Regions from separate parts of the Mus musculus genome. Here region 2 is linked to region 1. The links are chromatin loops, found by intact Hi-C in ENCODE. Cell type or tissue: gastrocnemius. All regions are shown on one strand.

Region 1 (5,000 bases):
ATTTTAACAATTCTTTAGTAACGTAAGTCAGCTCAGTTGTGCTTTGGTTGTATTTTTATATGTTGTGTGGTGTAATTCAGTGTAATCTAAATTATCTTCCTGTTCTTTCCCATACTACCTTCCTACAAGGTCATTATCACCTGAATAACAGTGTTACCTTCCATGACTGAGCAGTCTGTGATCAAGAATGAAATGTGTGACCTAAAGTTACACAGTGAATGAGTGACTTGATAGCAGGCTTACTCCGTGATTTGTTCTTTAAAAAGAAAATACAAGGGTAAGAGTGCTGGCTGTACAAGGGTAAGAGTGCTGGCTGTTCTTCATATCAGGGCTCAATTCCCTGCACCCACATGGCAGCTTACAATTTTCTGTAATTCCAATTCCCGGGGATCTGACACTCTTACACAGACATGAAACCAGGCAAAGCACAAATGTACATGAAATGAAATTAAATAAATGATTTAAAAAAAACAAACACAATAAGCCAGTTTTAAGATTGCCTTTTAGATGTCTGTTCTCATCATGCCCCCTTTACTTTGTGTGTTAAAGTGCATAAAAACAGGTTAGTGTATTTTATATAATTAGAAATGTGAACACAGTATAAAGCACTGAACAAGGTGAACAAGAGACTTTCTAGTCTATTTATTGGATTTTTAAGACAATTTCCCTCATTAATTCTATATTTGAGGAGTTAACGCTCCTTTTGATTCCTCTTTAATGAAATTTCTCCCCCTTTTTTAGACGTTGGCAAAGGCCTGATATTTTAGTGAGCATAATAACTTTATGAGGCTTACTTCTTCTGTAAAATGTCTTAAGTAATTACATGCTTAATGTTTGTATGTCTTTTAGCTATCCATATCTGTAATCCATAATGGTATTTTTGATAGTCACATTATATTACTTGATGACCTGAGTACAGTTTAGGGCAGAGGATAAAAGATGAGGTATGGGGAAGGCAAAGGAAGCATGTTGTGTGTGATGGCTATTTTCTTTTTCTATGACTTTATATTTGACAATTAAAATAGAGTAAGCACTTGTAACTTAGAAATAGTTGATATGTTTTCTTTGTGCTCCTGGGATATTTTAATAGAAGACCAAGTGCACTGAGCTAGGTATTAAGCTGAGTAGATCCTGGTATACCCCTGTATTTGGTACCTATGTTTGTGGAATGTGTTTGTATGCCACTGTACCTGGTTTTCATGTATCATGACAGCAATGAATAGTTACTATATAGACTGTACCGCTAAAGTTATATAGTCTCTGGCCCCTTAAGGAAAAAAATGCCCCTGAACCAAAGAAAGTGAAGTTCTGTGGACCATAACAAGTTAAACTTTGACTATTATTAGATCATTTACCAAATACCTGTTTAGTACCAGTATGTGCCATGCAGTAAATGAGACTATATAGAAGGGAGTCCAGGCATACTCTGCAAAAATGTTCAACATTTTGCCAGTTACGATACAGCTTGCAGAAAGCTGATACTTAGGAAAGATCTGGGGAATGCTCACATAGCAATACTCCCTAGGAAAAGAGCCCAACAGTTGCCTGGCATCATAAAGATGCTGCAACCTGTTTTCTCTCTCATGTTCTGCTGGTTTATATGCTTGCTTTTAAATTGTATTCAGATGTGTTTTCTTACACTATTTGTTACCATACAGGATATCTGACTCTACTGGCAAGGATTGTCATCTGTTTTGTTCATTGATATGTCTAGTACCTAAAACACATAGCACTAGTTAGTATGAAAGAGACCTGCCTTACATGTTCTTAGTCTATTTTTGTACTTGGAAAGCATCAGCCTTTCATATATCAGCTATAATTTTAATGAACTAAATTGTGTCAGTGTTTAAGTTCTGTTATATGCATTTCACTGAATTAGTGAAGGGGGTCCTGTTTTGGTTTGTTTTTGAGACAGGCCATTGCTCTGTAACTCAGGCTGGCTTAAAATTTACTGTCTTCCTCTTACAAATGTCTGTTACCACAAAAGATTTGAACTTCTTAAAATAGTTCATATTGTTTGTGTATCACATTTAAATCTTGTGTGTCTTTGGTGTTTTGTTTGGTTGTTTGGTTCGTTTTTTCCAGATAGGGTTTCTCTGTGTATCCCTGGCTGTCCTGGAACTCACTCTGTAGACCAGGCTGGCCTCGAAGTCAGAAATCCGCCTGCCGCTTCCTCCCAAGTGCTGGGATTAAATGTGTAGTTTAACAATATTTTTAAGAAACTTCACTTTTTAAAAAGTAATAATTTTTACTGTGCAGTAAGATACACATCCAATCTTAAAATACTTGGTAAATCAGAATTCATTAGAACTAACTTTAACTTTAATTAGTGAATATCTGAGCTATCCAAGAAATCTTTATGCAAGGGGCCACAATAAAGAAACTGTAGCCATCGTAGCTCACTGTTGGGAGAAGTATCCTTGCTTCCATTACCTTAGTAGTTGTGTCTGGCAGTCAGGGATCCTGCACATACTGAACTTGATTATTTCCTTCCTATTTACTTGAAGGCCATTTTTACTACTTTTTATCAGCTGTCACCCACACTTAGTACCCCTGACATTACCAAGTTTCTGTTCTGAGGTTTTGTTGCTCATGTTTTTCTTTCTTGGTCCATCTAGTCTCTGTTTTCTCCCTTGCTTCTCTGCAGGGTTGTTCAGTCAGTGATGTTCTACAGTTGTTCATCCTTTGCTGATTTATTTTTCTATATGTCTGAGAACTTGAAGTCAGAAGCCATCAAATCACTTTGAATAATTCTCAGATATCTGCTATTATGTGACTATTTGCCCACTGGATGAAGAGAAAGATAAAAACATTTAAATGCTATTACTACCACATAAATTTTGTTAGCATGAAATGTTTAATCCTTTTTTGTTTTCTTATGGGTTTTAATGAAACCAACAATTAGGAAGAATTCTTTTGAAAGATAGTCTCATGTTATCTTGGCTTTTTTGTAATTGTAGACATTTTGTATCAGCAGGGGGCAGTCAAGCCAAATTTCATTCTGCTAGTTTATGAAACATGAACTTTTTATTTCTGTAAGTTGTTCTATGTAATACATGAATTGCATTTTATCATGCATTTATAAGCAAAATTCAAAGCTCATTTTTGGTAAGTCTGTTGGAATTTAATAAATATGTTGTTATAAAAGGTAATCCCCTTTTTTCTCTTAAATTAAAAAAGGAAATTGGCACATAAAGCCCATTTGTTGGATTTTGATGTTTTGTTTGTTTGTTTTGGTTGGTGACCACTTTACATAGATAACTTTTGTAGCTTAGTTTTTCCTTTACTAAGCTTTCCTGCTAAAGTGATTATAAAATTTCTTTATTTTGTCCTGTGAATTTGGGGATAGTTTTTAGTGGCTGTAGCATAATGCTCTGTAAAATATAGCCAACTCTTTGGTAGTATTTGTTTCCTTCCAGATCCTGTCTTGGCAATTGTTGTCTACTAGTGTTACAGATAACTGACATCAGTGTTAGCCTAGTAACTTTTCTTAGGGAAAGACACCATTTATTCTAAACTGTTTTGAACATATGCTGGAGGCAGTATCACTATATCTCCTGTTTTGTGTCCATAATAAGATTCAGGAAAACTGCCTTTGTGTAAACACTCGAGTGGCTCCTAGACAAGTATAGTCCTGTCTGCTGGTGGGCAGGAAAGAGCGGTGTCCTGGAATGTTGCTGAGGAGGAAATCTCTTTTGTGTTCTACAAATGATATCTTTAAACTTCTTAAGAATATCATTTTGAAATGATAGCTCTGTGTTGTGTTTCCTTCTGTTTGCTAATTTTCCATGCACTTAGTTCAGAAATGCATTTAATATGGGGAAAAAACATTGTGCTTGAAAACACATCTTTCTAGTATTTTTCTGTTAATTGTTGGTAGAAATGTCAGCGTAAACACTGAAATTGTATTGGTAGTAATCACTCCTTCTTGTTCTCTTAGTGTAAAAATTTTTGATAAATCTCTGCAGACTTAAAGGATACAGCATCTACCAGCTCCCCTTGAGAACTTGCACTGAAGAAATAATGTGGGAAAATGGTTTTTAACACAGAGATTATACTTTTTTACAAGTTAGATGTGATGGGGCTTAATTTTGTTATGAAAATTAGTTGTGTAAGCTTAACCTTAAATGTCTAATTGATGGCTGTTTATGTGTTTAATTATGATAGCTAATAATTCACTTTAGAATTATATTGAAGTTTCTGTTTAATGACTGAAAAATGGTTATGGCTAGACTTTTTAAGCAGTTACCGAAAAGAAAAAAATCCAAACATCATAAACTTGAAGAATTATGTCCAGTTTCCTGTGTTCATGGTTTCTTTTCTTCTTCTTCTTTATGAACTCTCATTGTTAAAAACCTCATTATTTAGTAATGATTCTCTACTTCAACCCTTCCTCTAAAACCCAGCAAAATGTACCAGGCTTGGTAATGCATCAAAGTGCTGAGGCAGGAAGGGTCCTGTCTTGGAAGTAGAAAAACAGAAGTACAATAGAACAGAGTGTGAGCTGTAATAATGTCCAAATACAAGATTTTTAAATGCTTGGTAATAATTTTAGAAAATTATTATATAATTACTATGATTACATAATTTTATTGATGTATATCAGACCTTATACACTTTTATTTGCATTAAATACGTTGAATATTATTCTTCATATTTATTATGCCTATTCTTTTAAACCTATGAAAAAGAATCGTGAATGTTCGGCAGTGGTGGCGCACACCTTTAATCCCAGCTCTTGGGAGGCAGAGGCAGGTGGATTTCTGAGTTTGAGGCCATTCTGGTCTAAGGAGTGAGTTCCCGGACAATAGCCAGGGCTACACAGAGAAACATTGTCTCTAACAAACAAACAAACAAACAAACACCCCCTCTCCCAGGATTTCAGGATTCAAAAGAATCCTGAATGTTGAATGTTGGGTTTACAGAAATTTATTAGGTCTTTGAAAGATAAGAGAATATAGGGCTGCTTACATACATGGTGATGTGATGTATCAGTTTCT
Region 2 (5,000 bases), 480 kb after region 1:
GTCTTGGATGATATTATTCAATTCCATCACCTGTTTGGTCGTGTTTTCCTGCAATTCTTTAAGGGATTTTTTGTGCTTCCTCTTTAAGGTCTTCTACCTGTTTAGCAATGTTCTCCTGTATTTTTTAAAGTGAGTTATGAGAGTCCTTCTTGATGTCCTCTACCATCATCATGAGATATCCTTTTAAACCAGGGACTATCTTTTCGGGTGTGTTGGGGTGCCCAGGACTGGGTGGGGTGGGAGTGCTGCATTCTGATGATGGTGAATGGTCTTGGTTTTTGTTAGTAAGTTTTTTATGTTTGCCTTTTGCCATCTAGTAATCTCTGGAGTTAGTTGTTGTAGTTGTCTCTGGTTAGAGCTTGTTCCTCAGATCATTATGTTACCCTCTATCAGCAGACCTGGGAGACTAGCTCTCTCCTGAGTTTCAGTGTTCACAGTACTCTCTGCAGGCAAGCTCTCCTCTTGCAGGGAAGGTGCCCAGATATCTGGTGTTTGAACCTGCCTCCTGGCAAAAGCTGTGATCCACTCACCAGAGGTCTTAAGATCCCGTGGAGGATCCTGTGGGTACCTTGTGGGTGTTCGCAGACTCCCCGCCCAAGGTACCCCGGTGCTGGCGTGGACTGGAAGGGACTTGTGACCCTGATCAGGCCGGGTTTTCTGCTCCCCTAATTAATGCAGTCTCAGGTCCCATGAGATTGGATTGGAACAGAAGCTGTGTTCCACTCACCAGAGGTCTTAAGATCTTGTGGAGGGTCCTGTGGGTACCTTGCGGGTGTCCACAGACTCCACGCCTAAGGTACCCTGGTGCTGATGTGGACCAGAAGGGTAGCACATGATTCTTAATTGTACAATTGGCACCCTTTTGGTTCAACTATATTTCCCAGTCTAGGCAACTATATGCCTGATGAATTCTTTCTTTCTTTCTCTCCGTCTCCCTTTCTCTCTCTCTGTCTCTCTCTTTTGTCTCTATGACCAAATTTCCCACGGGGGCAACTTAATAAAGGAAGAGCTTATCTTGGCTCACATTTTCAGGATATTCTTCATCATGACGGAGAAGGCATGGCGTCTCCAGGTTGTGACTGCAGGAGGGTGAAGCTGTTTACTCTGATCTCTGCACACCATGAAATAGAAATCGGGCAGGAAATGGTGCCTTGTTATAACTTTCAAAATCCCCCCCTCCGTGACCCAATTAATTTAGCAAGACTCTACCTCTAAAGGTTCTACAACTTCCGCCATAGCCATCAGCTGGGGGCCAAATGTTTAAACACACAAGTCATTGGGGGCATTTTACATTCAAATCATGGTTCTCTGACAAGCTCTGAGGGCTCCAGGCACAGGAAGGAAGCCATGGAAACTGGAGACAGCTATTATGTAGTATTAAAGTGAAAGATAGGACTGCAGAAATAAGAGATGGGAATCAACATTAGATAATACTGTCCAAAGCTCTCTCAGAAATACTGTGAGATTAATGGTGTGTTCCCTGAAGTGGCTGAGTTGCCTGTAAATAAAGCTCCTTTTGACCGGGGTTTGATATCTTGCTTCTTTTGGGTCATGGTGCTGCTGTTTTCCATTGGGGTGAGATCTGTGCTAGTGCCTCACAGCCTGGTGTGTGAGAGAGGACTCTGGTTGGGTATAACCTGAGCAACCTCTGGGAAAGCCCTCCCCAGCAGCCATGTGGGAAGCCATGTCTGATGGGCTGATTGGTAGAATGGGAAGAGAGTCGAGCCAGAGAATGTATCTGAGTGAAGCAATAAGTTGAGGAATCCCACATTCAAAAACAGATGAGCTGACTACAATAGAAATAGCCACTCTGTCTTGACAGGCTTTATTGATGGTCTGCTAATATTTTGAAAGGGCTCCTGAGGCTAACACGATATATTTTCTCTTATATTGAGCAATACTTACTGATTGAGATTTCCTAAAGAACCAAGCTGTGGCTGTTTTATATAGAGGTTGAAAGCCAATGTTGGCTGTAAGCAAAATTTACGATGTCCGTTAATTAGCACTTCCAGGCACAATCAACACAGGTAAATTTGTAGCCAGATAAACAATGAAGGCTTTAGTTTGTTTGTTTAGCCTGCGTGTGTCCTGTGTAATATTTGGAACACACCTGAGCTAGAAAATGCAGCTGTCTTTTTAAAGTTCCGTGTAACTGGGTACCCTGTAGTTTATGTACTGAGACTGTTGGTCTTAAGCACTGCCTTTGTGCCATCCTGCTTCTTTATGCTATGCCACTGAAGCTCCTTCTAATAATAGTCAATTTCTCAACTCTATTAAGTCAGACTGACTTTGTGATTTTTTTTGACCCATAAGACACAGCCAAAGAGACATTGTGCAAATCAAGGCATGCAGGCTAGGCTACTATGTGACTCCCATCTTTGCTCTCCTGGAACCCTACAGCTATGTGTGTCAAAGGCTGGGACTCAGTTGCCAAGAGGAGCCACATGGAAAGAGGAGGCCCCATTCTGATTACAAGAGGCCATTGCTGATCCAGAGCTCTTGGGAACCTCCAAATGTTCATGACTTTTCAAATGAACTAGTTGAAGGAGCCAGCCAGCCAATGCACAGATTGCTGGTAGAGATGACTTACTGGAGTTGGAACCTATTCTACTTTGAGTTAGTTTTCTGCACAGCAGTAGATAGCTGATATAGTCCCACTCAGGACAAGCCTAAAAAAATCTTAATACTGGTATCAAGTATGGTTTGTCTCCAACAGGATGGGTAGACTAACAGACACTCTCAACACAAAACACAGGCAGGCCATATAAAACATTTAAGAACATAGTTATACCATATAAACAGGTTTGTATTGATAAAAGAAGGAAAATAACTAGAATTCAAGAATAGAAGTGAAGGAACAATCTAGAGGTCCAAGAATGCAGGGACCGGAAGTCATGACCAGGTGACAGGAAAGAGTGAAGGCCAGAAGGAGACAGCTGTATTTCTTCTTGTTCAGGCCCGCTCTTAAAATCTGTTAAAACTCATATGGAGATCCACAAAGCATGGTCTGGAGACTGACAGATTTTATCTAAAAATCAGTGTTATAGGCCAGGCACTAATTCCACTCAGGTCCCACAGTGCCCTCCTCAGGTCTACCCTGGGAATCCGGAGGCTCAAAAATGACTTCTGCCTCCAACCAGCCCTTCCTTCTCATACAATACTGCCTTTCTGAACTCAAACAGGGGAGGCTAAGACCAGTCTGGGTCAAAGCCATGACAGACATTGAGTGGATTAAGCACCTTTTCTAGGCTATTCACTTGTCCCATCTTTCCCAGGCTATACTCAAATGCAGGCAAAGCCATACCTATTCCTGAGGATGAGGAGGAATGGACAGATATTCTTAGGTAGCCCTTGATACCTAAACATGGTTAGTAGTACTTATAGAACATAAATCCCAAGTTAACTGAGCATAGATAGACTCACGATATGCCAGGTTTTAAATCACCATGACTGAGTTGCTTTCTGATGGTGTATTAGCTAGTTTTCTTGCTGCTTTGACAGATTTTCTGACAGAAGCAACTCATGTGAGAGAAACATTATTCAAGCCTATAGTATCAGAGGTTCTCACCTATCACAGTGGGGAAAGAATCAGCCAGCCCTTGGAGACAGTGGCTGCTCCTGTCTCATGCTAAAGATAGGAAGGAGAAAGCTCAAGGCCAGAATCAGGGCTGACTATAACCTCAAAGGCTCATCCCTAGACACCCACTTCCATTAGTAAGATCCTAAAGTCTCTAAACACACGAGAAACAAGAGTTTGAAACATGAGTCTGTGGGAGACATTTTAAATTCAAGCCAGAGCATCCTGGCCCTGAACATAATAGTCTCAGAACTATCTCATAATGCAAAATACATTCTAACTTCAAAAGTCCCTAGAATCTTAACAGTTTTAGTTCAAAGTCTCTTCTTAGACTCAAGGCAAATTCTTTGCTGTAAGCCCTATCTGATCAGGGGCTGCGCATTACATACTACCAGTATATAATAACAGGGTAAATACCCTCACCCGTAAAGTAAGGAATGGGGGCACCAGAGGAAAATGGAGTCAATGCAAGATGAAACCCAGCAGGACCATAGCTACAAAGGTCTACATCTTTGTGTTTGGCATCTGGAACATCTGGAGGCATGATGTGAGATTGGACAGCCCCACCTCTACATCCCTGCCATTTGTGGCCCATGTGTCCTCTCTCTGGGCTCATTTCCACTTGGTTTTATCATCTTTCCTCAGAAAATGCTCCATGTTGCTGGCATCCAACATCTTGTGGTCTCAGTTTCAACTTAGACTTCATCCTTAAAGCTTTCTGGATTGTCTCATGGGACCTCTCTATGGAGAATTGACCTTATACTTCTCACCTTCACAGGCTTCTGCTGAAATCTTGGCACAAGGTCCCCTAACCTCATGATTTTTGTATTCTGCAGGTATGCAAAACACTATGTGGGGGATAATTCAAATGTAGCTGGGTCTCCCTAGGAACCTAGGGCTCTGTTTGAATGGTGTGTTCCTATTCTTTTAGACAGTGTCTTCTTAAGTGTTTGAATTTTTTACATCCTAGAACCACTTGTGGGTGGGGTGTTCTTCATTATTGCTTCTGCAGTACAACATCCTCAATTTCTCCCTAATGTCCTGATCTCTAATGATTTTAGCATTTTGCCTCATTGGCATCACCCTGTCTGTAGCATGTTTAGTATGCTCATATTCCCTTCTCCACCAAATTACAATTCTATTTCTTTCCACTCTGTTTTTCTTCTCTGTCACCATAAAACTGACAAAATCCAGTCACCAATAACTTTGGAACTGGCTAACTGTCCTGCTGTTTTGAAATTTCTCCTGTGAAATGATTTAGTCCATTATTTCTGAATGTTCCTTCAGCATTTCAAGACACAGATAAAACATAGATTGCTGGTCAGAATGTAGCATGGTTAGCCTCTAGTCTAACTCCTTACAGAGTCTTTGTTCCCACCTGAAACCTCATGAACACAGTGTTATGTCTACATTTCTGCCAGGA

The links. Hi-C counts contacts between places; a loop is a spot of excess contacts. Peaks named below come from ENCODE experiments on the same cell type or tissue, not always from the same donor. Only the 100,000 strongest peaks of a DNase experiment are listed, where the experiment ranks them.
Region 2: it touches region 1 in a loop (2.8-fold over the local background); 11 of 42 quality-filtered maps call a loop at or near these places.

What each region holds. Positions count from the first base shown.
Region 1 is chr3:37,469,678-37,474,677 of GRCm38, forward strand. The region is part of intron 14 of Spata5 (spermatogenesis associated 5); the gene reads left to right. Among named protein-coding and RNA genes, the nearest start is that of Spata5, 52 kb to the left of the region's middle. In gastrocnemius, a CTCF peak has its summit at 2,958 (motif pointing right); no DNase peak of the experiment used is centred here; H3K27ac peaks cover 858 bases.
Region 2 is chr3:37,950,024-37,955,023 of GRCm38, forward strand. The region is part of intron 2 of Gm20755 (predicted gene, 20755); the gene reads left to right. Among named protein-coding and RNA genes, the nearest start is that of Gm22899, 43 kb to the right of the region's middle. In gastrocnemius, a CTCF peak has its summit at 3,082 (motif pointing left); a DNase peak (open chromatin) is centred at 3,085.